Regions from separate parts of the Homo sapiens genome. Here all the other regions are linked to region 1. The links are chromatin contacts, found by Hi-C or POLR2A ChIA-PET in ENCODE. All regions are on one chromosome and are shown on one strand. The core of a region is the stretch at or near the end of the contact, and the rest is flanking DNA. Distances in the headings are between cores, read along the strand shown. Region 1 holds the start of WDR11 (WD repeat domain 11). Region 2 holds the start of TIAL1 (TIA1 cytotoxic granule associated RNA binding protein like 1). Region 3 has its middle 23 kb from the start of INPP5F. Region 4 holds the start of INPP5F (inositol polyphosphate-5-phosphatase F).

Evidence for each region. Hi-C counts contacts between places; a loop is a spot of excess contacts on that map. ChIA-PET counts read pairs that join two places held with the same protein, here RNA polymerase II (POLR2A). Pooled maps may share reads with other maps.
Region 2: a map of CD8-positive, alpha-beta T cell shows a loop between it and region 1 (8-fold over the local background). The contact joins the promoter of TIAL1 here to the promoter of WDR11 in region 1. A Hi-C loop is called at or near these places in 1 of 168 maps with a recorded cell type or tissue (CD8-positive, alpha-beta T cell), 3 of 37 single-sample maps with no recorded cell type and 10 of 50 pooled maps.
Region 3: a pooled map shows a loop between it and region 1 (24-fold over the local background). The contact joins the enhancer-like site here to the promoter of WDR11 in region 1. A Hi-C loop is called at or near these places in 2 of 37 single-sample maps with no recorded cell type and 5 of 50 pooled maps. POLR2A ChIA-PET finds 5 or more read pairs at or near these places in 1 of 52 experiments (activated T-cell).
Region 4: a loop to region 1 is called in a map with no recorded cell type, with 7 times the contacts of the local background. The contact joins the promoter of INPP5F here to the promoter of WDR11 in region 1. A Hi-C loop is called at or near these places in 3 of 37 single-sample maps with no recorded cell type and 6 of 50 pooled maps. POLR2A ChIA-PET finds 5 or more read pairs at or near these places in 1 of 52 experiments (activated T-cell).

What each region holds. Positions count from the first base shown.
Region 1 is chr10:120,849,436-120,855,769 of GRCh38, forward strand. It overlaps WDR11 (WD repeat domain 11), which reads left to right and starts at 1,927. Exons shown (of 29, transcript NM_018117.12): 1 at 1,927-2,071; 2 at 3,089-3,200. The coding sequence starts at 1,986. It overlaps WDR11-DT (WDR11 divergent transcript), which reads right to left and starts at 1,744. Exons shown (of 3, transcript NR_033850.1): 1 at 1,259-1,744. RefSeq lists enhancers at 1,569-2,113, 1,592-1,711, 1,872-2,341, 2,114-2,657, 2,352-2,411.
Region 2 is chr10:119,594,355-119,600,688 of GRCh38, forward strand. It overlaps TIAL1 (TIA1 cytotoxic granule associated RNA binding protein like 1), which reads right to left and starts at 2,610. Exons shown (of 12, transcript NM_003252.4): 1 at 2,080-2,610. The coding sequence starts at 2,111. It overlaps LOC105378512 (a long non-coding RNA gene), which reads left to right and starts at 1,210. Exons shown (of 2, transcript XR_946358.3): 1 at 1,210-1,638; 2 at 2,260-5,452. RefSeq lists silencers at 1,623-1,722, 2,133-2,242 and enhancers at 1,841-2,839, 2,253-2,842, 2,840-3,837, 3,733-3,822.
Region 3 is chr10:119,700,121-119,706,454 of GRCh38, forward strand. No RefSeq gene overlaps it. Among named protein-coding and RNA genes, the nearest start is that of INPP5F, 23 kb to the right of the region's middle. RefSeq lists enhancers at 3,818-3,867, 3,878-3,927, 4,558-4,837. Within about 2 kb of position 3,976, at least 6 of the 41 ENCODE cell types and tissues checked have a DNase peak (open chromatin) inside an H3K27ac peak, as active enhancers do.
Region 4 is chr10:119,722,600-119,728,933 of GRCh38, forward strand. INPP5F (inositol polyphosphate-5-phosphatase F) reads left to right here and starts at 3,451. Exons shown (of 20, transcript NM_014937.4): 1 at 3,451-3,760. The coding sequence starts at 3,664. RefSeq lists an enhancer at 2,450-2,499 and a silencer at 3,110-3,879.

The DNA.
Region 1 (6,334 bases), core at 677-3,176:
CTCAGAATTCAGGCCTGTCCTCAGAATGCTACAAGGTACATCCCATTTAAGCTCCTGTATAGACGCTCCTTTTTATTAGGCCCCAGTCTCATTTGACACCAGACCAACTTAGACTGTGCCCCAAAAAACTTGTCATCCCTATCTTTTGTAGTCATACTCCTATTCACCATTCTCAACTACTCATACATGCCCTGCTCTTGTTTACACTGCCGGTTTACACTGTTTCTCCAAGCCATCACAGCTGATATCTCCTGGTGCTATCCCCAAACTGCCACTCTAAACTCTTGAAGTAAATAAATAATCTTTGCTGGCAGGACTATGCTGAATCTCCTTAGGCACTCTCTAATCAGATGTCCTATGTCCTCCCAATTCTTAGACCTTTTATACCTGTTTTTCTCCTTCTCTTATTCCATTTAGTTTCTCAATTCATCCAAAACCGTATCCAGGCCGTCACCAATCATTCTATACGACAAATGTTTCTTCTTACATCCCCACAATATCACCCCTTACCACAAGACCTCCCTTCAGCTTAATCTCTCCCACTGTAGGTTCCCACGCCACCCCTAATCCCACTTGAAGCAGCCCTGAGAAACATCACCCATTCTCTCTCCATACCACCCCCCAAAAATTTTCGCCGCCTCAACACTTCAACACTATTTTGTTTTGTCTTATTAATATAAGAAGGCAGGAATGTCACGCCTCTGAGCCCAGGCCAGGCCATCGCATCCCGTGACTTGCATGTATACATCCAGATGGCCTAAAGTAACTGAAGATCCACAAAAGAAGTACAAACAGCCTTAACTGATGACATTCAACCACTGTGATTTGTTCCTGCCCCACCCTAACTGATCAATGTACTTTGTAATCTCCCCCACCCTTAAGAAGGTTCTTTGTAATTCTCCCCACCCTTGAGAATGTACTTTGTGAGATCCACCCCTGCCCACCAGAGAACAACCCCCTTTGACTAATTTTCCATTACCTTCCCAAATCCTATAAAACAGCCCCACCCCTATCTCCCTTCGCTGACTCTTTTCGGACTTAGCCCACCTGCACCCATGTGAAATAAACAGCTTTATTGCTCACATAAAGCCTGTTTGGTGGTCTCTTCACACGGACGCGCATGAAACTAACAATGTATTGGGGAGAGAAACACACATCTGCAAATATCATTGCTGAAAAGAAATCATTGCATTAAGTGCTATAGTTAAAGCGTATAAACCCAACACTGAACACAAAGGAGGGAAGGACTGGGTCTGACCTGGAGAGCAGCAGAGGAGAAAGTGCGAAATGAAAGGTACCCAGCAACAGACAAAGGGTCACACTTGGCCCCAGACATAGTGCTTCTTCCTCAAGTGCGAAGGGAGTATTGCAAACACCAGATATGCAGTGTTATCTGTATTTGGAAATTGTTTATATTCAGGCCATTCACTTCATTCAGTCTGGCAATTTCATTCAATTAATCTCATTCATTTCTTAATTAATCTCATTCATTATTCTCTGTAAACTCCACGAGAGCGGAGACTTTGTGTCTTCTTCATCGGTAGATCCCCCATGCCTACTGGCACTAGTAGTTGCCCTAAATTCACTTATCAAAGGCAGCAAGAATAACTGGGACTCTTCTCTCTTGCTTTTCACGATTTCCAGCAGGGCACAAAGGCCTACAGTCCCCACCTGAAAAAAACAGACTTGACTGGAGGCAGCGCCTCTTCTTCCAAATACAGCCCCAGCTGACGCAGATTAGCACAACCGCCTAAGCGGCGGAACTCTGGAGAGTGCGGAACCTAGGATCCTAGGAAACTGAAGGCAACGGAACCTGGGGGCGATGGAATCCGGGAGCGGTGGAACCCGGAGCCTGTAGAACTTGAATCTAGAGGAACCTGACAGCGGCGCCGAGGGGGCCACCCGGACTCTGTTTGGAACGGAAGCACAGTGTCCGCCGCTTCCTGGTTGCGGGTCAGCGCCCAGGTCCTGGGCTGGCCGCCGGGATGTTGCCCTACACAGTGAACTTCAAGGTGTCGGCGCGCACCCTCACGGGGGCCCTCAACGCCCACAACAAGGCGGCGGTGGACTGGTGAGGACGCCGAGCTTCCAGGTCGCCAGGATCGGCCAGGAATGTGTGAGGGGGAAGGGGGAAGGACAAGAGGTTTCACCCCCTGGTTAGTTTGGCCTCGCTAAGGCAGGGAGCCGCCCTCACGCAATGAGCTTGCTTTCAGTTGGTGGATTTTTGTTGTTACAAAAGTGATAATAGCCCCGTGTGGGAAATTCCCCCATGCAAATACATTTCCCCTCTTTCTCGCGTATTTCTCTGCTGTTTTCTCTGCACCTCGCCCTTTTGCCGTTCCATTCCTCTCTCTTTTCCTCTCCTCCAGCTTCCAGGCTTCTCTCTCTCCACCATTAATTCCCTGTGCACTTTCTCTTTCCCATCCTGTCTTTTCTTTTTCGTTGTCTTGTATTCCTGTTGTCTTTCAACAATGTGCCAGACCCTGTGCTAGGCGCCTGTTCTTTCACCTGTCCTTTTCACCTCTTTTCGGGCTCCTCCTGTGTAGAACATTCCTGCCTTCAACAGGTCGTCTTTATTACTCTCTCCTTTCACTATAAATTACTACTGCAGCTCTGAAAACTACTCATTAGACAAATGTAAAGCAAAATTCTGTGGCTGTGGGATGTTGTTAGGAGGACTGAAACGTCTTGTGCAGTGTTTGTCGTTTTATTTAGTTGGAAGGACTAGGATTAGTCGCAGTATCCCCAGGCACATTGTGGATACTAAGGATTAGAAATCGGATAAGCGAAAGACGTATGCCTACAAGAACAGTCAGAGGGCACAAGTTCCTTTTTATGTCCTCGGGTCTCTATTTTCATATCTTTTAGAACTTTTTTTATCCGAATGAAAAGTGAATTTCAACAAGCATTTTAAGCTTAGCCAGATCTTTTATTTAAGTGGGATAATGATAAATACTGGCCTTTGGGTTTAAATGATTTTATTAATGGTGGTACATATGAATTAGACTTATCATTTATTTAGGCTTGGCAAGAAAGAAGTCGTCCTGCTTTGTTCTGTACTTAAACTTTAACATTACTGTTTTGCTAGGGGCTGGCAAGGTTTAATTGCTTATGGATGTCATTCACTTGTGGTAGTGATTGATTCCATTACTGCCCAAACTCTTCAAGTTTTAGAAAAGCATAAAGCTGATGTTGTAAAGGTAAGTAAAATCCCACTTTGACGCTAACATGTTGTCTAGTCTAAAGTTTAATACTGTGTATCACTAAGCTCTCATTAAGTCTTACGTGTAAGTGTTGAATAGCTTTTAAATATAACAACCTATTTGGGGTAGCCTAGAATTTTCATATATATGACTTAATGTCAATACAGGGTGAGTTATTAAATGCTAGTTGTTAGATCATTTTAAGGCAGATGAAAGTTCTACCATTTACAAGACCACTCAGTCATTCCTTAGTTTTGAGCACTTACCATATGCTATGGATATGGAGATGAAAGCCCTCAGATAATTCTCCATCTTATAAGGAAGACTCACAGCGTGATAGTGTGATAAGTGAGACTTGCGTAACACGCTGTGAGAAAACAGAGGAGCTGCATATTGCCTGGTTGTGAGGAGAGTCACAGAAGTCTACAGTTTCAAGACTAGTAGACAGTAGTTAGCCAAGTAAAAAATTGACAAGGAGCATTGCAGGGAAAAGCAAGAATATACACAGAAGTAAGTAGCGTGCCATAAAGATGGCTAAAGATGGGACACTTGTAGGAGTGATGAAATAAGAGGCAGCCAGAGAGATTCAGCTGTCTGTCCTGAAGTTTTGTAAGATTACGAAGGAGTTTGGATTTTTTTTTTTTTTAGACAGAATCTCACTCTGTCGCCCAGGCTGGAGTGCAGTGGCATGATCTCGGCTCACTGTAAGCTCCACATCCTGGGTTCACGCCATTCTCCTGCCTCAGCCTCCTGAGTAGCTGGGACTACAGGCACCCACCACCATGCCCAGCTAATTTTTTGTATTTTTAGTAGAGACCGGGTTTCACCATGTTAGCCAGGATGGTCTCGAGCTCCTGACCTCGTGATCCACCCGCCTTGGCCTCCCAAAGTGCTGGGATTACAGGTGTGAGTCACCGCGCCCAGCAGGAATTTGGATTTTTGAGTAGGAGATTGATGTGACCATATTCGCGTCTTAGAAAAACTCTGGCAGCAGTGGAGGATCTGCTGAAGAAATGCAAGACTGGAGGCAGTAAGATCATTTAGGAGATTTCTGCAGTAATTTTGGTGGGAAATTCTAAGGGCCTAAAATAAAGCTGGGGCATGGAGAAGTCATGTTTAAGAGCAGCAAAGAGGTAAACCTGATAGCCTTTATAGTGATCAGTATAAAGGAGAGTAAGAGAATAGAGTGACTCCAAGGTTTCTTTTGGTGTAATTGAATGACAGTGTTTCCAGTTATCAGAGGTAAGCATCTGTGAAGTCAGTGAATTTTTAAGTTTTCAACATGCAAAATCTGAGATGCCTGTAATATATTGCATTATAGTGATCCGGGCTTTAGGAGATAGGTCAGGATTAGAGATAGAGATTTGGAGTCTTTTTCTTTTTTAAATAATAGCTTTATTGAGATACTCATACCATAAAATGTACTGACTTAAAATGCACAATTCTGTGGCTTTTAGTATATCCACAGTTAATGCAGCCACAATTACAATGAACTTTTTTACCTCAAAAAGAAACCCTATATCCACTAGCAGTCATATTCCATTTCCCCCATTTCCCTCATCCTTTGGCAACCACTGACCTACTTTCTGTGTCTGTAGACTGGCCCATTCTGGGGATTTTATATAAATTGAATCATATAATTTGTGGTCTTTTGTGCATGACTTCTTTCACTTAGGATAATGTTTTCATGGTTCATCTGCGTTGTAGCATATATCAATACTCTGTTACTGATGAATAATATTCCACTGTAAGGATGTATCACATTTATTTTATTGATGGACATTTGGATATTTTGTACTTTTTGCCTGTTACGAATAATGCTGCTTTGCACATTCATGTGCAAGTTTTGTGTGAACCTGTGTTTTCATTTCCCTTGAGTATGTTTCTAGGGGTGGAATTACTGACTCATATGGTAACTCTGTTTAACTTTTTGAGGAACTGCTGGACTGTTTTCCAAATTAACATTCTCATTAGTAGTGTATGAGGAGTCTAATTTGTCCAAATCCTCACCAACGCTTGCTGTTCTCTGTTCTTTTGATTATAACCATCCTAATGGGTATGAATTGATTCTCATTGTGGCTTTGGTTTGCATTTCCCTGATGGCTAAAGGTGTGGAGTATCTTTTCATGTGCTTATTGGCCATTTGTATATCTTCTTTGGAGAAATGTCTATGCAGGTCCTTTGCCCATTTTAAAATTGTATTATTTATCTTTTTATAATTGAGTCGTAAGATTTCTTTGTATACAGTAGTCCTCCCTTATCCAGAAGGGAAATGTTCCAAGACCCCAGTGGAAGCCTGAAACCCTGGATAGTACTGAACCCTATATATATTGTGCTTTTTCTCATACATACTTACTTATGATAAAGTTTATAAACCAAACCCTGTATATACTGTTTTGTCTCATACATACTTACCTATGATCAAGTTTATAAATTAGGCATAATAAGAGATTAACAACAATAACTAATAATAATAAAGGAGAACAATTATAACAATACATCAGCATTACTACTCTTGCACTTTGGGGGCATTATAAAGTAAAATAAGGGTTACTTGAACATAGCACTGAGATATCACAACAGTTGATCTGATAATCAGTATGGCTACTGAGGGCAGGTGGTGTATACAGCATGGATGTTCTGGACAAAGGGATGATTTATGATTAAGGCAGGATGGAACAGGACAGTGGGAGATTTCATCATGCTATTCAGAAAAGCGCATAATTTATGAATTGTTTATTTTTAGACTTTTTTGTGTCATATGTTTGGATTGATACATGATTTGCAAATATTTTCTCTCAATTTGTGGGTTGTCTTTTTACTTTCTTGGTGGTGTCTTTTGAAGAACAAAACTTTTTCATTTTGATGTAGTCCAATTTATTATTTTGTATTGTTGTTGCTTGTACTTTTTGTGCCATATCCAAGAAACCATTGCTTTCTCCAATATCAAGAAGATATATACCTTTGTTTTTTTCTTAGAATTTTAGAGCTTTAGCTTTTAATCCATTTTGAGTTAATTTTTATATATGATGTGAAATAGGGAAAAATACTATTAATTTTTGTTTATTGATCATATCCTGTAATCTAGCTAACTTCACTTAGTAGATCTATTTAATAGTAATTTTGGGTAA
Region 2 (6,334 bases), core at 1,360-3,859, 1.3 Mb before region 1:
AAAAGACATCAAAAAAGCACATTCTTTAGCACTACAAAACCAGAGATTCCTCTTGGTAAGGAACAGATACAGTAAATGAGACCCCTGCCATGAGTATTTATCAATCATTCAGTGTGTGATGATACTTCAGATTTTTAGATACAATGTAACTTTTATCTTTGTTAAATACATGTTAGCTAGTCTTTAAGCCTAGCTTTCCCAGATGCTTATATCAAAGTACACATTGTAACTCAACACCAAGTCTTGGCTTCAACAGATGTTGAAGGATAAAATTTTTTTTTTAATTGTTTAGACGAACTCTCGCTCTGTCACCAGTCTGGAGTGCAGTGGTGCAATCTCGGCTCACTGCAACCTCTGCCTCCTGGGTTCAAGTGATTCTCCTGCCTCAGCCTCCCAAGTAGCAGGGACTACAGGCGCGCGCCACCACGCCCAGCTAATTTTTGTGTTTTTTGTAGAGACGGAGTTTCACCGTGTTGGCCAGGAAGGTCTCGATCTCTTGACCTCGTGATCCGCCCACCTCGGCCTCCCAAAGTGCTGGGATTACAGGCGTGAGCCACTGCGCCCGGCCTGAAGGACAAATTTCAAGTGTGTCCCAATTCTTTCTTCTAGGGAGAGAAGGCAGAAATGGAAGACAACACAAAACACAAAGACGTTCTATTAAGCAGGCGTTTCATTGAAGCATTGGATGTGCTTCAGTAGGCCTCAGATTCTCAAAACGGGACGGATACTTCAGTGAGACGTTAGAGAACACATTTATTCCTGTACAAGGCCACACCAAAAAAATCTCTATCAATACTGAACATCTATCTTCTTTACTGAGCATCCTTTCTTTGGTAGGAGTGAAGAGATGTGAAGCTAGTCAAACTTCTCGAGTGCCCCTCCACCTTCATCTATTCCCTAAAAAGCAATTTCCCCATCAGAGAGCAGAGCCAAGTGGACTATGATCCTATCAATACCAGGAGAGGCAAGAGAAACAAAGCAGCGATCTGACTCCTTGGTACTCAAGGTAGGAGTGCTAGACCTGGAGAGGCCGGGAAATTAGGGTGCCCAATTTAAACATTTAATTAAAAAGTATTCAGACTTAAAAAAAAAAAAAAAGATGCAGAGAAAAGGAGTGCCACACTATTCAGAAAGGAATGCAAATGCTGAGTCATCACTCTTCATTGGAAAGGAAGGAAACCAGAATTAAGTGGTTGGAAGATGGAATTCATTCATTAGATTGAGCTTCAGGTAAAAAGCAACAGCAAGACAGGAGAAAAAGCGTTCAGAAGACACACATCAAATAGCGGATGAAGACATAATTTTAGCCAACTCTGAAGCTTTCGACGCACAAACAGATTAGGAAGAGGCAACACCTAGAGAGCAAAAGGAGTTTAACAACTGGTTGTCAGTTTAGCGTAGGGAGCGCTCAAAGTAAACTTCTTTATCCAAGAAGGGAAAGATGCTCGGGCAGCAAAAGGTATCCCTTATGTACTTCAAAAGTAGCGGGCGCTAGGCGGGTGTTTCTGACAGCGTGGGCGGGGGCACGTGGGGCATAAAGAGAGAAGGGGCTTGAGTGGTGAAAGAGTGTCCTGCTTCCTCCGAGAGCTTAGCTGGGGAGAAGAGCTGGGAGCGACTCGAGCTGAGGACGTGGAAGGGGTGAGTGCTAATTCCTCAGGGCCCGCGGGGCCCACCCCCGGGCCCACCCCCAATCCTACCCCCGCCAGGCCCTTCCCCCGTGGGCGCCGGCAGCTCCAGGCCCAGCCCAGGGCGTCCAACGCGGAGGGGGTGCAGGAGTTCTCCTGGGCCTGACAGCCTCAGCCGTGCAGAAACCCGGCCTAGGGAGGGCATGCAAAGAAGGACGCCAGAGAAAAAGGTCGAGACAAGCCCCAGACCCCAGGAAGTGACTGTTTGGGGGAAGGGAGGATTTCCTTCCCAAGGAAAAGGGGACAGATGAGGAATGCACTTCGCGTCCACGCCGCCCTGGTCAGGGAGCCGCCTAGAGTCCCGGCTTCGGCCCAGTCTCTCCTGCTCCCTCCCTTAGCGTCCCGCGGTGCCCGGGCCTCTTGGCGCCTGGCACCCCTCGTCTCGGGTACTCACAGAGTCCGGGGCTGCCCGTCGTCTTCCATCATGGTGGGTGCGACGGAGCGATCCCGGGACAAGGGGGAGGGCAGGGTTGGGGAGGGGAGGGGGTGGGGAGGAAGGGGAGGGGGGCTCTGGGCACCGGCTGGGGACAGAGGAAAAGGCACCGAACCCTGCTCTCGGGCTCTCTCCCCCCAGCCCGCTCCGGACACTGCGCTCCAACCAGGAGGAGCAGGAGGAGGAGGAGGATGAACAAAATGGCCGCCGCCACCAGCCAGGCAGGAAACAGGGCAGAGCGCAGGCGCGACCCGCCAGGTCACCGCTCAGGCCAGCCGCGACAGCCTGCAAGGGGGACGACCGAGGGGAGAGAAAAAAGGGCCGCCGAGGAAACCCTGGGACCCGCTCACGACGGATCACGTCGTCGCTGTGGGCCTCTGGCCGGCCGAAGCCCAGCCAGCTCCGGGAGAGATCGGGCAAAAAGAGAAACGTCGTGAAGCCGAAGTCTCTGGGAATTGTGGTCCTGGAAATGAGAGAGGGAAGCACTTCTGCAGAGGACTTCTGGAACCTGTGGTTAAGAGGAGCCGCCGGCGCCCACCCGCGCTGGGACGTGAAGAGGAGACTTCTGGGTAGTGTAGTCATACGTGAGGACGTGCGACGACCAGGAAGTCGGCGGGCTGGGAGGTAAAGGGAAGAATAAAAGCGACATTGAAAGGCGGGGAGACCAAGTGGGGAAAAGCGCTGTCTGGGAAAGCGAACTACAAGTCCCAGAGTTCCTCGCGCCGGGGGCTGTCCTCGGACTGCTCCAGGCATTGTAAGGCTCTTCTGTTGGCCCAGTCTGAGCTGCTGCTCCGCCTTCGTCCAGCCCGAGAGCGGTTTCTTCAACTGTGGCTCAGGCAGCACTCTCCCTCCGCGTGGTGTCCGAGCCAGCAGGGCCGTCCGGCCCTCCTGTGTTCATCAGAACGGCTGGCTCGCGTTAGTCAACCGCCGCTTCGCGCGACAGTCAGAAGAGAGGCTGTGCTGGCGGGGACCCGGAGGGGTTGGGGTGTTTTGGGGACTCGATTTCCCACAAATAGGTATTTCTAGCCTATTTGTTAAATACAAGTAGGTGGCCTGCTTGTAAATTGCTTTACAAGTTTCAGAGGTTTCCCTATCAAATGTCTCATCGGATAGTGGGGTAAGAAGAGGAGCCCTATTATAATGACTTGCCCAACTCCCCCCGTATTCTTGGAGTTAAAAGAAAAAAAAATCCTTGGGCAGAGACGTGCACAAACATAAAGTTGCGTTTACAGACATCAGTCATGTGGGCTAGAAACGCAGTTTTGCATGAAGATAGGGGAAGCCATGTTCATACTAGCTCTGCATCCCTGTAGAATTTGTCTTCTCACCCCCCACAACAGTTCCTGGTGTGCTTTTTTCCTCCTCTAAGTACCTTCAGGAGAAAGTACTTGGTCTTGTAGCTTAGTGAAGAGTGGCGATGAAGAAAGATCTTTCAGCCCATTGCCAGAACTTAACTGCCCCGGTTAGTAATGGCTTAAGAGTTGCTTCTGCCGACATGTACTAAGTGCATGTCGACCTCTGCAAGTGGCGGTGCGTATGCGTGCCACTGAACATTAATCTTGAAAGCAGAATCAACCATGCAGCAAGCCCTTATGTTGTCCATTTTCAGGGGAGGAAATTTCAACCTGAAAGACTTCATAGAGACACGGCAAAGGAGTTGAGCCCCATAAGAGTCCGTAGGAACAACAAAAGGCTCAGACGCCAGGACCCATGGCTAAAATGTATGGGCTGGGGATGCGGGCGGGAGCGGGGGGAAGGGAACTAAAGCTAGAGAGGACCTTGTAGAACCGTGTTGTCAAGAATCTATTTCATGCTGAGGAATTTGAGCTTTCTCTTCCAGGCAGTGAGGAGCCACTCAAAGGTTTTGTCTATGTTTTTAATTGGACCTAGGTGTAGAACTGGATTTAATTATAATCCAATTCATTAACCCATGCCTGGCCCGCTGTGATAGTTTCCTGTTGATGCTGTAACAAATTACTGCAAATTTAGATACTTAAAACAACACGAATTTATTTTCTTACAATTCTGGAAGTCAGAAGTCCAAAATCAGTTACACTGGGCTAAAATCAAGGTGTCGGCAGGGCTGGTTCCTTGCCTTTTCCAGCTTCTAGAGGCTGCCTGCATTCCTTGGCTCTTGGCCCCATCCTCCATCTTCAAGAAAAGAAGCATAGTATCTTCTTTCTTCTCTGCCTCTGTACGTACATCGTGATTCTCCTGCCACCCCTTTTCATTTACGAGAACCTTTTGTGATTACTTTGGGCGAAGATTATCTCAAGATTCTTAATCACATCTGCAAAGTCCCTTTTAGCATAACATTCCCAAATTCTGGGAATTAGGACATAGAAATCTTTGGTGGACCATTATTCAGTTTACCGCACCCACCTTTATTACTTTAGTTTTGATTATAGCCACAAACCCACCACACTAAAAAGTTATAATGACACGAGTTTATATCTGTATCTATGCTATACCTCCTACACACAATAACACACACCCCTGCCTTCGCTTGGGGTAACCATCTTTCTGAATCCTGTCTTTACTATTTATTGCTTTCCTTCTACAAGGTTTTATTCCACATGTACATAGTCCTAAAAATCATATGTATATACATGTATATTTGAGTTTTTTTTTAACTTAGTAAAAAGAATATGCCCACTACAAACTAGAATGGTTAAAATGGGCATGTTTACTGGCAGTGAAATTATTAAGGTTAAAATCCAAAACACTAACACCACCAAGTGCTGGTGAGTATGAAAAGCAACAGGAACTATCATTCTTTGCTGGTAGGACTGCAAAATGTTATAGCCCCTTTGGAGGACAGCTTGTCAGTTCCTTACAAAACTAAACATAATGCCTAGGTACTTACCCAAATGAGCTGAAAACATGTTTACATAAAAACCTGCACACAAATGTTTACAGCAGCTTTGTTCATAATCATCCCAAATTGGAAGCAACTAAGATGTCCTTGATATAAGTGAATGGATAAACTGTCGTACAAGGTGGTACATCCATGCAAAGAAATATTGTTCAGTGATTTTTTTAAAAAGAGCTATTGATATGGTTTGGCTCTGTATCCCCACCCAATCTGATCTTGAATTGTACTCCCATAATTCCCACGTGTTGTGGGAGGGACCTGGTGGGAGATAATTTGAATCCTGGGGGCAGTTTCCCCCAGACTGTTCTTGTGGTAGTGAATAAGTCTCACGAGATCTGATGGTTTTATCAGGGGTTTCCGCTTTTGCATCATCCTCATTTTCTCTTGCTGCCACCATGATTCTGAGGCCTTCCCAGCCATGTGGAACTCTAAGTCCAATTAAACCTCTTTTTCTTCCCAGTCTGGGGTATGTCTTTATCAGCAGTGTGAAAACAGACTAATACAGCTCTCAAGCTACAAAAAGACATGGAGGAATGTTAAATGTACAGCACCAAGAGAAGCCCAGTGGAAAAGGCTGTAAACGCTACAACTTTAACTATATGACACTCTGGAAAGGGCAAAACTCAGTGGTTCCCTGGGCATCAGGGAAGGAGAGAGGGATGAATAGGTGGAACACAGGTCATTTTTACTGGTAGTGAAATTATTCAGTATGATACTCTCATAGTGGATACATGACCTTATGCATTTGTCAAAACCCATAGAACTGTGCCACACAAAGTGAGTCCTAATGTAAACTATGGACTTCAGTTAATCATAATGTATCAATAGTTGTTCCTCAGTTGTACATTTGTTGGAATTGATGAACCAATATTGATACATTGTGATTAACTGAAGTTTATATATCAATTATGAATTGATATACTTGTTAACACTAATATAAAACAGTAATAACAGGGGAAACTATGTTTGTAATGGGAGAGAGGGCACATGGGAACTCTGTACTTCATGCACAATTTTTCTATAAACCTAATACTGCTCTCAAAAGTCTATTACAAAGGAAAAAATTATGTCCTTGTAATCTTTTGAGACTGCTTTTCACTTAATTAACACACATAAGATTCAGCCATATTTTATGGCTATCATTCATTCAGACTATTATATGATATTCCAGTGTATAAATATACTACATTTGTCTGATTTCTCATTAATGGATATTTGGGTTGCTTCCAGGTTTTTATACTGTGAATAATGCTGCTATGAACATTCTTTTTTTTTTTTTTAACCTTTCTTTATTTTTATTTTTTTTTTTGTTTTTGAGATGGAGTCTTGCTCTGTCATCCA
Region 3 (6,334 bases), core at 2,726-5,225, 1.1 Mb before region 1:
CCATATTGGCCAGGCTGGTCTTGAACTCCTGACCTCAGGTGATCCACCCGCTTTGGCCTCCCAAAGTGCTGGGATAATAGGCATGAGCCACCGCGCCTGGCCGGATTCTTTCTTTCTAACTGGTAATATTCTTGTGCTGCTTTTCAAAATTAGAATTAGAATATTGGCATTAAAAGAACCCTGAATCCAGTGTTAAGTCGATCTTCTAATTTAACTTTCTCTAGACCACATATTTATTTCAGTCAACATTTATTAGACACAGTGCATTGAGCACTTAGGATGCATCAAGAACTGTGGGGACTGTGGGGACACAACATTGAATAAAATTTGCTTCTACTCTAATTAGTGAAAAACATCAGATTGTAATTACTTGTTTGACCTATGACCCAAATGTTTTATTATTAGATTGTGCTACTGACTGAAATCTATGAGTATACCGTGAGCATAGTTTTGAGTTGTAAAATTTCACTTCCTCTTTCTTTCTCCACACTTTTACTATTGGTAATACTGTATCAAAATTTCCCCTTTTCTTCTTTGTATTTCTCTTTTTCATAAAATTAAATAAGAATACCGCATTTCACAGATTTCATGAAATCATCTGCCATCTACTCAGAAAAATGACATCTCAAACCTTTTAAGCACCAGAATAACTAAATCCATACTTGCAGTGAGCCGAGATCACACCACTGCACTCCAGCCTGGGCAACAGAGACTGTGTCTCAAAAATAAAAATAAATAAATAAATCCATACTTGATGGCCCAGAGCCTAAGATTTGACATTAGTACGCAGCACAAGAGATCAGCAGGTATGGCAGGGATATGAAGATGTCTTATGTGAATGTGGCATTAGATCTAAAGAAGGAATTGGAGCTGTATTCAGGTAATCAGGACATTTGGGTTCCAGTGCCAGGTCCTCCCACAAATTAACTGGAATACTTTGGACAAATTCCCTAAACATTAGCTCTTCATCTGTAAAATGATGCTGCTAAACTAACTGAAAATCCCTTTTCATATTAAATTTCTACACTTTGATGATTCTAGAGAGAACCATAAGAAAGAGAGAGTGAAATAGCTGGGACAATTAGGAAACTGAAGAAGAGGGAAAAAATGGGGGCAAAGGACAATTCTAAGAACAAAGAAGGTGATAAAAATAATTCAGAACAGCAGAAAGTGAGATAGTAAAGTAAAATATGGTAAAAAGGAGAAAATAAAACATTAAATATTTTCTTGGAATTACAAAGATAAATCACATGAGATTTCATTTTTAAGCCCAAAGAGAAAGAAGAAATCTGGTTATTTGTATTTCTCTTGCATAAAGAGGCAATCTTCAGGAGTTATTTTGACGTGTCTCTCTATGGTTTCTCAATTCTAAAGAAAAAGAAAAGCCGGGCGCGATGGCTCACGCCTGTAATCCCAGCACTTTGGGAGGCTGAGGCGGGTGGATCACGAGGTCAGGAGTTTGAGACCAGCCTGGTCAACATGGTGAAACCCCGTCTCTACTAAAAATACAAAAAATTAGCCAGGTGTGGTGGCACATGCCTGTAATCCCAGCTACTCAGGAGGCTAAGGCAGAAGAATCACTTGAACCTGGGAGGTGGAGGTTGCAGTGAGCCAAGATCGAGCCACTGCACTCCAGCCTGGGCGACAGAGCTAGACTTCATCTCAAAAAAAAAAAAAAAAAGAAAAGAAAAGGAAAAAAAAAAGAGAGCTGATGTCTATCTCTTTGAGCTGTCAGATTGTTAAAACTAGCACATAGCAGTTATTGAGTGAACAAATGCTTTTGTAGGAGAAGGTAGAGAAAGAATATTGTGGGGTAAAAGGAGGTAATTGGGGTCAGGAATGAATCATTCAATTTCGTTGGATTGCTTCCAGACTCAGAAAGAATGCTTACATTTCATGATTTCATCCAACCTCCAAACAACGCCCGGGACAGATCAGGGGAATAATGCTTAGCTCTCAGCCACCTGACTTCCATGACAATGGGTCCCTGTTGTGGGGTGTTGTATGAGTGGCTTATTCTGATTCTGTTGGTCGGTCAGAAATTTGCTGAGGTGCAGAGGCAGCACTGCACAAACGGAAAACGGTAGCTCCTGAACAAACCGCTGCTTGGTGCAAAAGAAAGGAAGGAAGCTTCTGTCCCTGGCCTTTCTCATCCCATCCTCTACTCCTTTCACCTGTCCTAGTTGTGTTGCTCTTGGGGTCAGAAGTAGGGTGCATATGCCTGTATCTGTAGTTTACCCTTTACCCTCTTAGGGTCCGTGAGACTTTGGCAAGTTCCTTCTGTGCTCTGCCCTTCATTTTCCATGTCCCTAAATGGGAATGGTCATGTGTATTAAACAGACTGATGGTGTCTACCACAGTCTTAAGCAGAATGGAAGCTCAAATATGTTAATTATTTTTACTATATGTTTTCTGTCTGTGAACATCCCTCTCCTTTCCTTCTAAAGGATACATGAACTGTTTAGAACAAAACACTCCATTTCAGGACAAGTTTCCTCTGGAAAAAAACAAAAAACAAAACAACAACAAAAAACACAGTTACCAGCTTCAAGGATGGGGATGTGAAAATGTTGTAATGGAAAAGCTGCATATAGAGAGAGAGTCTGTGAGACGGTAAGTTTTAAGTCATAGATAATCATGAGTCTTAGAGGTGGGAAGAACATCTAGAGAGAGCTTATTCAGAAAGACATTCTGGGCTATTTCAACAGTAAAGATGATGCTATCTCCATTTTTGGGGGGAGAGTCATGGCCTTTGGTAGTTTTGAGTGTATTTACCACTAGGTAGTAATATCTTGTTTTCAAACTGATTATTGCTGACTGAATCATGTCCCCTTAAAGATATGCTCAAGTCCTAATCCCCGGTACCTATGAATGTGAGTTTATTTGGACATACATCCTTTGTAGATCTAAAAAAGTTAAGATGAGGTTTTACTGGAACACTAGTTCAATGACTGGTACCTTTATAAGAAGAGAAAAATTTGAACACTGATACAGACACACAGGGAGAGTGCCGTGTGACAAATGAGACAGAAATTGGAGTGATATATCTACAAGCCAAGGAACACCAAGAATTGCAGGCAGCCTGCGGAAGCTGGAAAAGGCAAGGAAGGATTCTCCCTTGGCGCCTTCAGAGGGAGCCTGGCCCAGCCAACACCTTGATTTTGGATTTCTAGCCTCCAGAATTGTGAGAAAATACACTTCTGTTGTTTACTGCCACCCACTTTATGGTCATTTGTTACAGCAGCCCTAGAAAACCAATACACTGACCAAATGACCACATCTCTTTGTCCCCTCTCTTATTTTATTTATTAATTCACTTATGTTTTATAGAGATGGGGTCTCACTATGTTGCCAAAGCTGGTCTCAAACTCCTGGGCTCAAGAAATCCTCCCACCTTAGCCTCCCAAAGTGCTGGAATTACAGGCATGAGCCACTGTGCCCAGCCCCCTCTCTTATTGTAATCAGTAGATTAATCCTGGTTCTCAATAGCCTTGAGGTTTCTGATGGAAATTTTAATATAATTATTAACATATTCTTTGTTTTTGAGACGGAGTCTTGCACTGCTGCCCAGGCTGGAGTGCAGCGGCACGATCTCGGCTCACTGCAAGGTCTGCCTGTTGGGTTCACGCCATTCTCCTGCCTCAGCCTCCCCAGTAGCTGGGACTACAGGTGCCCGCCACCATGCCTGGCTGATTTTTTATATTTTTAGTAGAGACGGTGTTTCACTGTGTTAGCCAGGATGGTCTCTATCTCCTGACCTCGTGATCCACCTGCCCTGGCCTCCCAAAGTGCTGGGATTACAGACGTGAGCCACCACGCCCTGCCAACATATTCTATTTTTACATTAAAATAATATATATTTGGATTGGGGAAACCTTCTGATGACTGAGTTGGTAAGCTCCTAGGAAAGACAGAAACTCACTCTGTAGGCCCCATCCTGCACAGCTAGTAGATGCTGCAGGGAGAACTGGGCATCCCCCAATGATGTGATGCTTCAGTTTCAACATCTGTAAACGCTGCTGATATTTCCTTCCTGCTACTTCAGAATAAAAATACGTCTTTAAAGTATTTTGAGCTCTATGGAGCCTGCTGTAGAAATTTAGAGGTAGCATGATAATCATCCTTCATCTTCGTTTTTTTTTTTTTTTTGAGTCTTGCTCTGTCGCCCAGGAGGCTGCTTTTTTTTTTTTTTTTTTTTTTTGACTGACCTTCCCTTCTTCTGAACTTGTTATTCACATCTTGTCCTCAAGACATTTTCTCCTTGGTACCGAGCAATAATTTTTGTTCTGATGTCATTGGTGATTCCGCACCTATGGAAAGCTGTTATTTTCCATTCTATCAGGAACTCAGGTATTTATTTCAATCTGTTCGTAGCAGAGAAGAATATTTCTGTTGAATGTATTCCTGTTCTTGTCAGGTTGTAAAGATGAGTAGAATGGGATGCCTCCCTAGCGCTGTGAGTTGTTGTTGTTGTTTGTAATATGTGAAATTGATGTAAACCCTCCTGACTTCAAGTTTTCGAAACCTCCCACTACTGCAATGAGTCAGATAGAACCAGGAACTGACACTAAGCTGATGACCCGAAAAGGGATCCATTGCTGAATTACACCATCATTAGTGAGAAGCTCCTGATCTCCTACTTTCTAACTCCAAGAAAGGTTCTATTTGTCGGTTGAAAGAGAAACTCAGCCACAGGTGGTGGGGTACGTCTATAATTCCAGCACTTTCGGAGGCTGAGGCAGAAGGATCACTTGAGGCCCGGAGTTCAAGAGCAGCCTGGGCAACAGAGTGAGACCCTGTCTTTACAAAAATAGATAGGGATATTTTTGTATGCTTCCTTTCTGGCTCCAGTATAACCTTCTTCTAGAGCTTCTTTGTCCTCAAACCTTAAGGAAAATATGAATAGCTATTCGGTTTTGTTTTTCAGTGTGTACAACCTTTGGGCTCTTATTCTGTCTGCAAAATTTAGACGTTTTTGTTGCTCATTGCTCACCTTCTTAATTTTTTTTTGTTTTTGTTTTTGTTTTGTGAGATGGAGTCTTGCTCTGTCGCCCAGGCTGGAGTGCAATGGCGCAATCTTGGCTCACTGCAACCTCTGCCTCCTGGGCTCAAGTGATTCTCCTGCCTCGGCCTCTCAAGCAGCTGGGATTACAAGGTGCCTCCCACTCAGCTAATTTTTGTGTTTTTGGTAGAGATAGGGTTTCACCATGTTGGCCAGGCTGGTCTCGAACTCCTGTGATCCACCCACCTTGGCCTCCCAAAGTGCTGGGACTACAGGCGTGAGCCACTGCACCCAGCCACCTTCTTAATATTTTTAAGAGGAAGATACTTTCCCACATTAGGTGTTGATTATGATTGACATTTTTATGATTTAAAAAAACCCTGTTTATTCTTAGTGGGCTTACTCATTCAGAGAGTCTGAGTATTATTTTTAGCACACAGCAAACCTGTTATTTTAGATTAGACTAATAATGAAACTAAGTCAGTTTCTTGACTTTTTTTTTCCACTTTCTCAGTTAAAAAATATTTTCAAGATGTCTCTGAAAGGATCTTATTGATTGATTGACTGAGACTGGGTCTTGCTCTGTCGCCCTGGCTGGAGCTCAGTGGCACGATCATAGCTTACTGTAGCCTTGATCTCAAGCGACCCTCCAGCCTCAACTTCCTGAGTAGCTGGTACTACAGGCATTTGCCACTACACCTGGCTGATTTTTTTTTTTTTTTTTTTAAATTTAGTAGATACAAGGTCTTGCTTTGTTGCCCAGGCTGGTCTCGAACTCCTGAGCTCAAGCAATCCTCCCACCTTGGCTTCCCAAAGTGGTGGGATTATAAGTGTGAGCCACTGTGTCTGGCCTGAAAGAATCATTTTTAATAGGTACTCCCATTTGTCCAAGAACCTTAAGGGTATATCAGTCATGAATAGGTTGTTGCAAGTATCTGGTTTCTATATGTCTATATTATTTCATATATTTCATATTGTGCATAGAGAAGGGACTCCACATTTTGTAGGGCAATTTGGATGGGCCCTAAGGTAGGGAATGATGGGGGGAGGAGGGAGATGCAGGTAAGCTGATGATAAGATCTTTGGCTGGTGGTATGGGCTGAATTGTGCCTCCCTAAAATCTACGTGTTGAAGTCCAAACCCCCAAGTACCTCAGACTGTGACTGGGTTTGAAGACAGGGCTCTTAAAGAGCTGACTGAGGTAAAAGGAGGTCAATAGGTTGGGCCCTAATACAATATGACTGATGTCCTTGTACGAAGAGAAGATTAGGACACACACAACACATAAACCTGGAGATAACCATGTGAGGACACAGCAAGAAGAGGCCAATG
Region 4 (6,334 bases), core at 2,201-4,700, 1.1 Mb before region 1:
CCAGGATGACAATGGCGGCTTTGTGGAATAGAAGGCGGGAAAGGTGGGGAAAAGATTGAGAAATCGGATGGTTGCCGTGTCTGTGTAGAAAGAAGTAGACATGGGAGACTTTTCATTTTGTTCTGCACTAAGAAAAATTCTTCTGCCTTGGGATCCTGTTGATCTGTGACCTTACCCCCAACCCTGTGCTCTCTGAAACATGTGCTGTGTCCACTCAGGGTTAAATGGATTAAGGGCGGTGCAAGATGTGCTTTGTTAAACAGATGCTTGAAGGCAGCATGCTCGTTAAGAGTCATCACCACTCCCTAATCTCAAGTAATCAGGGACACAAACACTGCGGAAGGCCGCAGGGTCCTCTGCCTAGGAAAACCAGAGACCTTTGTTCACTTGTTTATCTGCTGACCTTCCCTCCACTATTGTCCCATGACCCTGCCAAATCCCCCTCTGTGAGAAACACCCAAGAATTATCAATAAAAAAAAAATTAAAAAACAAAAAACAAAAAACAAAGTTAAGCCACCTGGACTGCTGACCTGCAACATTAGCAGCCTCCAGGCAGGCTGGGGGAGGGGGGAATATATTTATATAAATATAAATCTCTTCTTTTGGGAGATTTCTCATAGACAAGACTGAAGAAAGTTATCACAGACAACAAACAAGACTATGGACAAGTAGACAGAAGACAGGAGATGATGTTAAAGTCAAATCTCACCAGAGGATACCAAAATCTAATCCAAAGATCTCAGAGATATTGAAGGGCTAAATCGATAATCACAGTTGGCTTATTTACCATCATTTGTGTAGGTTTAACTACGTGGACACATTTCCTCACATTGATTTCAGCACTGGAAGGGAACACTTAGTGATCATCTCTTTTCATAAATAAGGACCCTGAGATCAAAAGAGATTGAGTGAACTGACCAAAATCACACAGAACTGGCTAGAACCAAACTCCTTAGTGATTATACTTAAATTAGCATATATATGCCATACACGTAAAAGAAGATATATAATATGTATGATGGTCATCTGTGTTTAAAAAGGAGAGCAGCATCACGTGAACTTTCCATTAAAACCTGGGTGGCATCGGGGCAGGAGGACCTTGAATTAGGAAGCTGGAAGAGGGTGATGAGGCTGGCAAGTTAGCCACAGGCCGAGGATAGGCTAGCCAGGGAGTGGAGAGGCTGCAGTGGCCAAGGTTCAGGAAGTTCATAGCAGAAACAAGGCAAGGCAACTGTGGCAGTAGATTGGGGATGTGACATCTACCAGGGACAGAAAATATGTGCTCTTTTCACTCTGCTCAGCCAGGCTAGAGCTGTGCCTACCCCACAGCATGTGTTTGGAGCCTGAGGGAGACAGCAGTGTGCATTGGGGTCAGATAATTACAGAAGCATCTCCCCTCCATGTTTTCCTCTCTCCTAAAGACTTTGCTTGTTAACTCTGCATTTACAGGTAACCAAGCCCATATGATGGCATTAGTTAATGACTGACTGCTGTTTTTTTCCAAGCTGCTGTCAGGCAGATTTTACTAATTAATTTCACTTAAAATAGTGGTGTTCAAGCCTGACTGCATAGTAAAGTCATCTGGGGAGCTTAGAAAAAATAAACAAACTGATGCCAGAGCCCCACCCCAATTAAATTCTGATTTAATTGGTCTAAGGTCCAAGCATTGATATGTTTGAAAAATTCCCCAGGTGATTCTAATAGGCAGCCAGGGTTGGAACCATGGATCTAAAACATCAGGAAAAGTTTCAATGAACTAATTAATTGTTTTAAAACAGTTACAACAGCATTGTTTTCTTCACATCTGGCAATGTAATTCATAAAACAATAATGAAATAATTTGCAGGATACAATGTCTTCATAGGATTTTCTCATTCTCATTTTTGCTAAGTCAACACATGGCTGAATTAAACAATCAATCTGAAACCGATGGTTCCACTGAAGCTTCTTATAGCTTCATTACCTTCTTTCTCCAAATCACATCACAAAGATTTGATAGAGTAACCACCTCCCTCGACCTTTATGTTGAGGTGTCTGGACAGCACAGAGGCATGGTACTTAGAAAAGATTCCAGGACGCTTTGTTATCATTGGACTTTCTGTGCTATGGAAATTCAACACTGTGGGCTGGAATAACTAGTCATGTGGAACTCCTTCCTGCTTTTGTACCCTCTCACTTTTACTTGAGCAGAAGGTTAAAAGTATTGCTTTCTGAGAAGTCCCATTCGGTCACTCCTCTCTCTCGCAAGAGAGACAGCTGTTCTCCCTTTTCTTTTGCCTATAAACTTCCGCTCCTAAACTAAAAAAAAAAAAAAAAAAAGTATTGCCTTATTTTTCTCATCTCCTACTTCTTGTCTTTTTCTCTTGTTTCCGATTCAGGCATTAGAGAAGGCAAGGAGTTAGGAGTAGGAAGACTCAATGATTTATAGAACTGGGGGTGTCATAAAAGGTCATTAGTTCAACCACCATCTGAGACCAAGAGACTTCCCCAAGATCACACAGCTAGATAGTCCTCGAACTGGCCCCGGAAGTGGGGGCCTCATTCTCCAGACCCATTCTGTTCAGGATATCAACTGGTTTTTCAAGACAGACTGAGCTCAAGGATGTTTGGGGGAGACTCCTCCTTCCCCGAGAGGGTCTCCATTCATCTTATCCTCGCCAAACGATATTCCTTCCGCTTGCTTCATTAACTGGCTCCATTTGTGAAGTCTTCTCCAAACCGCCCTGCTTAATTCGGGACACAGCAGCACCTGTACATTCCTCCCTTCCTCCTCGCTCTTTAGCCGCGTGCTGCTAATGCTTGTGTGTTTTCTATTGTTACATGCTTTCCCTCGTTGATGTGCATTTATTGAATGCCTCCTGTTGTCAAACTTCTAATAGGGAATACGAAAACAGAAGACGCCTCCGCTTGGCTGTGGGCCTGGCTGGGGATGAACCCCTGTAGCCAGGCCCCGGGGTCTCGCCTGGTTTCGGTACGGGCAGGCAGCGCAGGCCCGCGGGGAACGTACCCCGCACCGCTCCGGGAGAGCGGGTGTGGGGTTGGATTCAGGTCTCGGCCTGGCGAAGCGTGAGCGCCTCCCTGCACGGAGGGGAGGCCCCAGCGGTGGGCGCCTGTCCCCAAGGCCGCGCGGAGGGAGGCGGTCAGTCCAGACCGACTCGGCCGAGCTCCCGAGCTGCCACCGGTGACCACGACAGGAAGGCTGGCGCGCCGGGGGAGGGGCCTGGGCAAGAGCGGGAGGGGCGGGCGGAAGGACGAGAGGGAGGAGGAAAGACCCGCGGGGAGGAGCTGGGAGGAGACACCCGGGAGAAGGCGGAGGAAAGGGCAGGAAGCGGGAGGGAGCTGAAAGGAGGAGGAGGCTGAGGGGCGGAGCCGGGCGCTCGGGGAGAGTAGCCAGCAGAGGGGGTGGAGCCGGGCCTGGGGCGGAGCCAGGGAAGGGGAGGAGCGGGGGGGAGAGGCCTCTACGGCCGCCGCTGCCGCCGCCGCTGCCGGGGCGCGTTCTCCTCCTACCGGTCGGGTGCCCCGGGGCGTTCCCTCTGCCGCTGCTTCTCGGCGCGGTTCCTACCCGGCCGCTCCCCGAGGCGCGGGCTCTGGCGGCCTCGACCGACTAGGACGCCCCGTGCGCCGCCCGCGGGCCGCCGCCTCCCTGGGCGCGCGGGGCCAGCATGGAGCTCTTCCAAGCCAAGGACCACTACATCCTGCAGCAGGGCGAGCGCGCGCTGTGGTGCAGCCGCCGCGACGGCGGCCTCCAGCTCCGACCCGGTGAGGCTGGCGGTGCGGGCGGGGGGCACCCCGGGCCAGGGCGGGGAGAGGAGGGGGCGCGGCCGGACCCCTCAGCCGGGCGGGAGGAGCCGCCTGCGGGCCTGGTGAGGCGGGGCGGGGCGGGCTGCGAGCGCGCGAGCTGTCATTATTCCCTGACTGGAAGGAGCCTGGCCTTTCTCCGAGACAGCGCCGAGCCCCTACCCCAGTGCGGAGCAGAAGGGGCTGGCGACCCTCGTCCTTCCCACCGCGTCACGCGGCCGCCCTTGGGGCTTGGGGCCCAGGCCGAGGGGAGGGGGTCCCCTCCGGCAGAAAGTTCCAGCAAGGTGCACCTGGCCGTAAAGGCCTCTTCCTCCTTGGAGTAGTTCTTACATGGCCTTCGCCAGAAGTTCTGGGTTCGAATTCCGATCTGGAGCGGTTGCGCCAGTTCCGTCTAGGGCTCTGCTGGACACTCACTCCCTGTTGCCATCCCGTGTGTTCTTGGTCCCTTATTATTAAAGGTGTGACTTTACTGTGGTTACCTCATAGGCACTCGGTTTAAAGCCTTTGTCTTTGACTTTAATACCACAGCACAATTAAATTGTATTGTAATGTATAATTTTGAGATTTTTGTGTGACTTGATGTTGTGCGACACAAAATGTATTGTGGGTCCATGTTTGGGTGTCATGTAAGCTGTTCGGAGAGGCTTAAGTCTGCAATTAGCTTGCTTTAGGAAAATGTGTGTGCAGTCGTGGTTTAAACAGAGCAGTCCCTGCCCTCAGAGCGCTGACAGTCCAGTTTCTTGTAAGATGGGGCTGGGTGGCACCTGCCCCTTTTGGCTTGCTAATCCTTTCCTCATATCACTCAGAGATTCTTCCACTTTAGGGAAAGCGAGAGGATAGAGTTCTTTAAGGAAGGAGCCAGAGCTTTTCAGACTTACTTGTAATTCTTATGTGCAGTCTAGACAGAAGGATTACATGATATGAATTGAAAAGGATAAAAGGTTCAGATGAGCTTTTCAGATCACAGCGTGGTATCACTTATAGGATGGTTTTTAAGGACAGGCCCTTTAACATATTATTTCCAATCCCCACAGCAACCTTACAGGACACGTGTGGGATCCTCTTTTTCAGGTGAGGAGAAAGGAGTGAGAGGTTATTAGTAACTCGTTCGGGGTCACAGCCTAGAGTTGAGACACTGACACAGGGCAGTTCTGTGACCTCCAGAACACTTTTGGGCAGGCCCCACTGCTTTCTTAGGAAGGCCTACTAGTTGCTTTGCCAGAGCAGTGAAGGATAACTTATTTTTTTCCTCAGGCTCTGTCTATATTTTCTTGCTATTACGTTGTATTTCCTCTTTTCAGAATGGAGGATAAACTCCTTGGCCCAGATAAAGTTCTTGATGATCTCGGGATAGAGTTATTATGGATAGGCTAATTTTGGCCAGTCTTCTGTCATTCTCTTCTCTGATTTGACCATTTGTCTGGCTTTCTCCCCTTCCCTCCTTTCACTCCCCCAAATTTGGGTAAGGCTTCAGTACAGCTTGAAGTAAAGCAGATTTCAAAATTCCTAGGTTGTCAAAAGAGTCAACTCCTTGGATTCTAAAAGCTTAGACTATTAGAACTGGATGGGACTTAAGATCGTCTCCAACTCATCTGACAACAAACTTTTCTACACCCCAGTTTCTTGAACTATAAAGGCTAACCTGCGCCTAGATTCTTGGATGAAGCCATGCAGTTTGGATTACTGTTTGTTCAAAGTCCATGTCAGAAGGCAAATTTAAAACTTTTTTGGGGGAGGAAAGTAGCTATAGCCTTTGCACTTGAGATTGGCATACTTTTTAGAATATAGCGGGCCACAGACCAAGTAGACCAAATGTCTGGAGGAAGGAAGAGGCCATGTTTCAGAAGTAACAGCCAGTTTTGATCTTAAGGTGTTCAGGATAGCCAGGGAATAAAGAATCCCATGCACTTGATTTTCCTATAGTTTATCCTGTCCAGGACTGAAGATCCTTTCTAACTAATGGCTATTTAAGAATGGCATTTTAATTGAATAAGTGCTTTTCAGATCTTTTTCTGTATATGGAATCATTTAAAATTCTCTTTATTTTATTGGACTTTTCCCCTGTGCTTTTATGGCAAGTTTTGCTGCTGTTTGTAGTGACAGCATTTAAAATCTTTCATTGTTTCCTACTGGTTATTTAGCTGAATAGATTACTAAGTCCTTTTCTTTTTTGAAAGGGCAGTATTATAAGCTCAAAAAAGCTTGTGGGCATCGTGGTTTTTACATTCGTGACTATTGAACAACCTGAAACAAGAGTTTTCCTTTTTCTAGAGACATCAGAAGGATAAGTAATGATGATATTTAAGATTAAAATACTCATTTATTTAGCCTGGAATGTTTGTTACTGTCAACCCCTTTTCCTACCTAGTCCATTCCATAAGACCCAGCTCAGATGCTACCCCTCATCCTTGGGGCAGAATTATTGGCCACCTTTATTGTGTTTCCAGGCATTTTCTACACTTAGTGGACACTTCAATTCTAACCCTTATGCATCATCATAATAAAAGTTTGCCTACTTCTTCCCCGGTGGGAAGT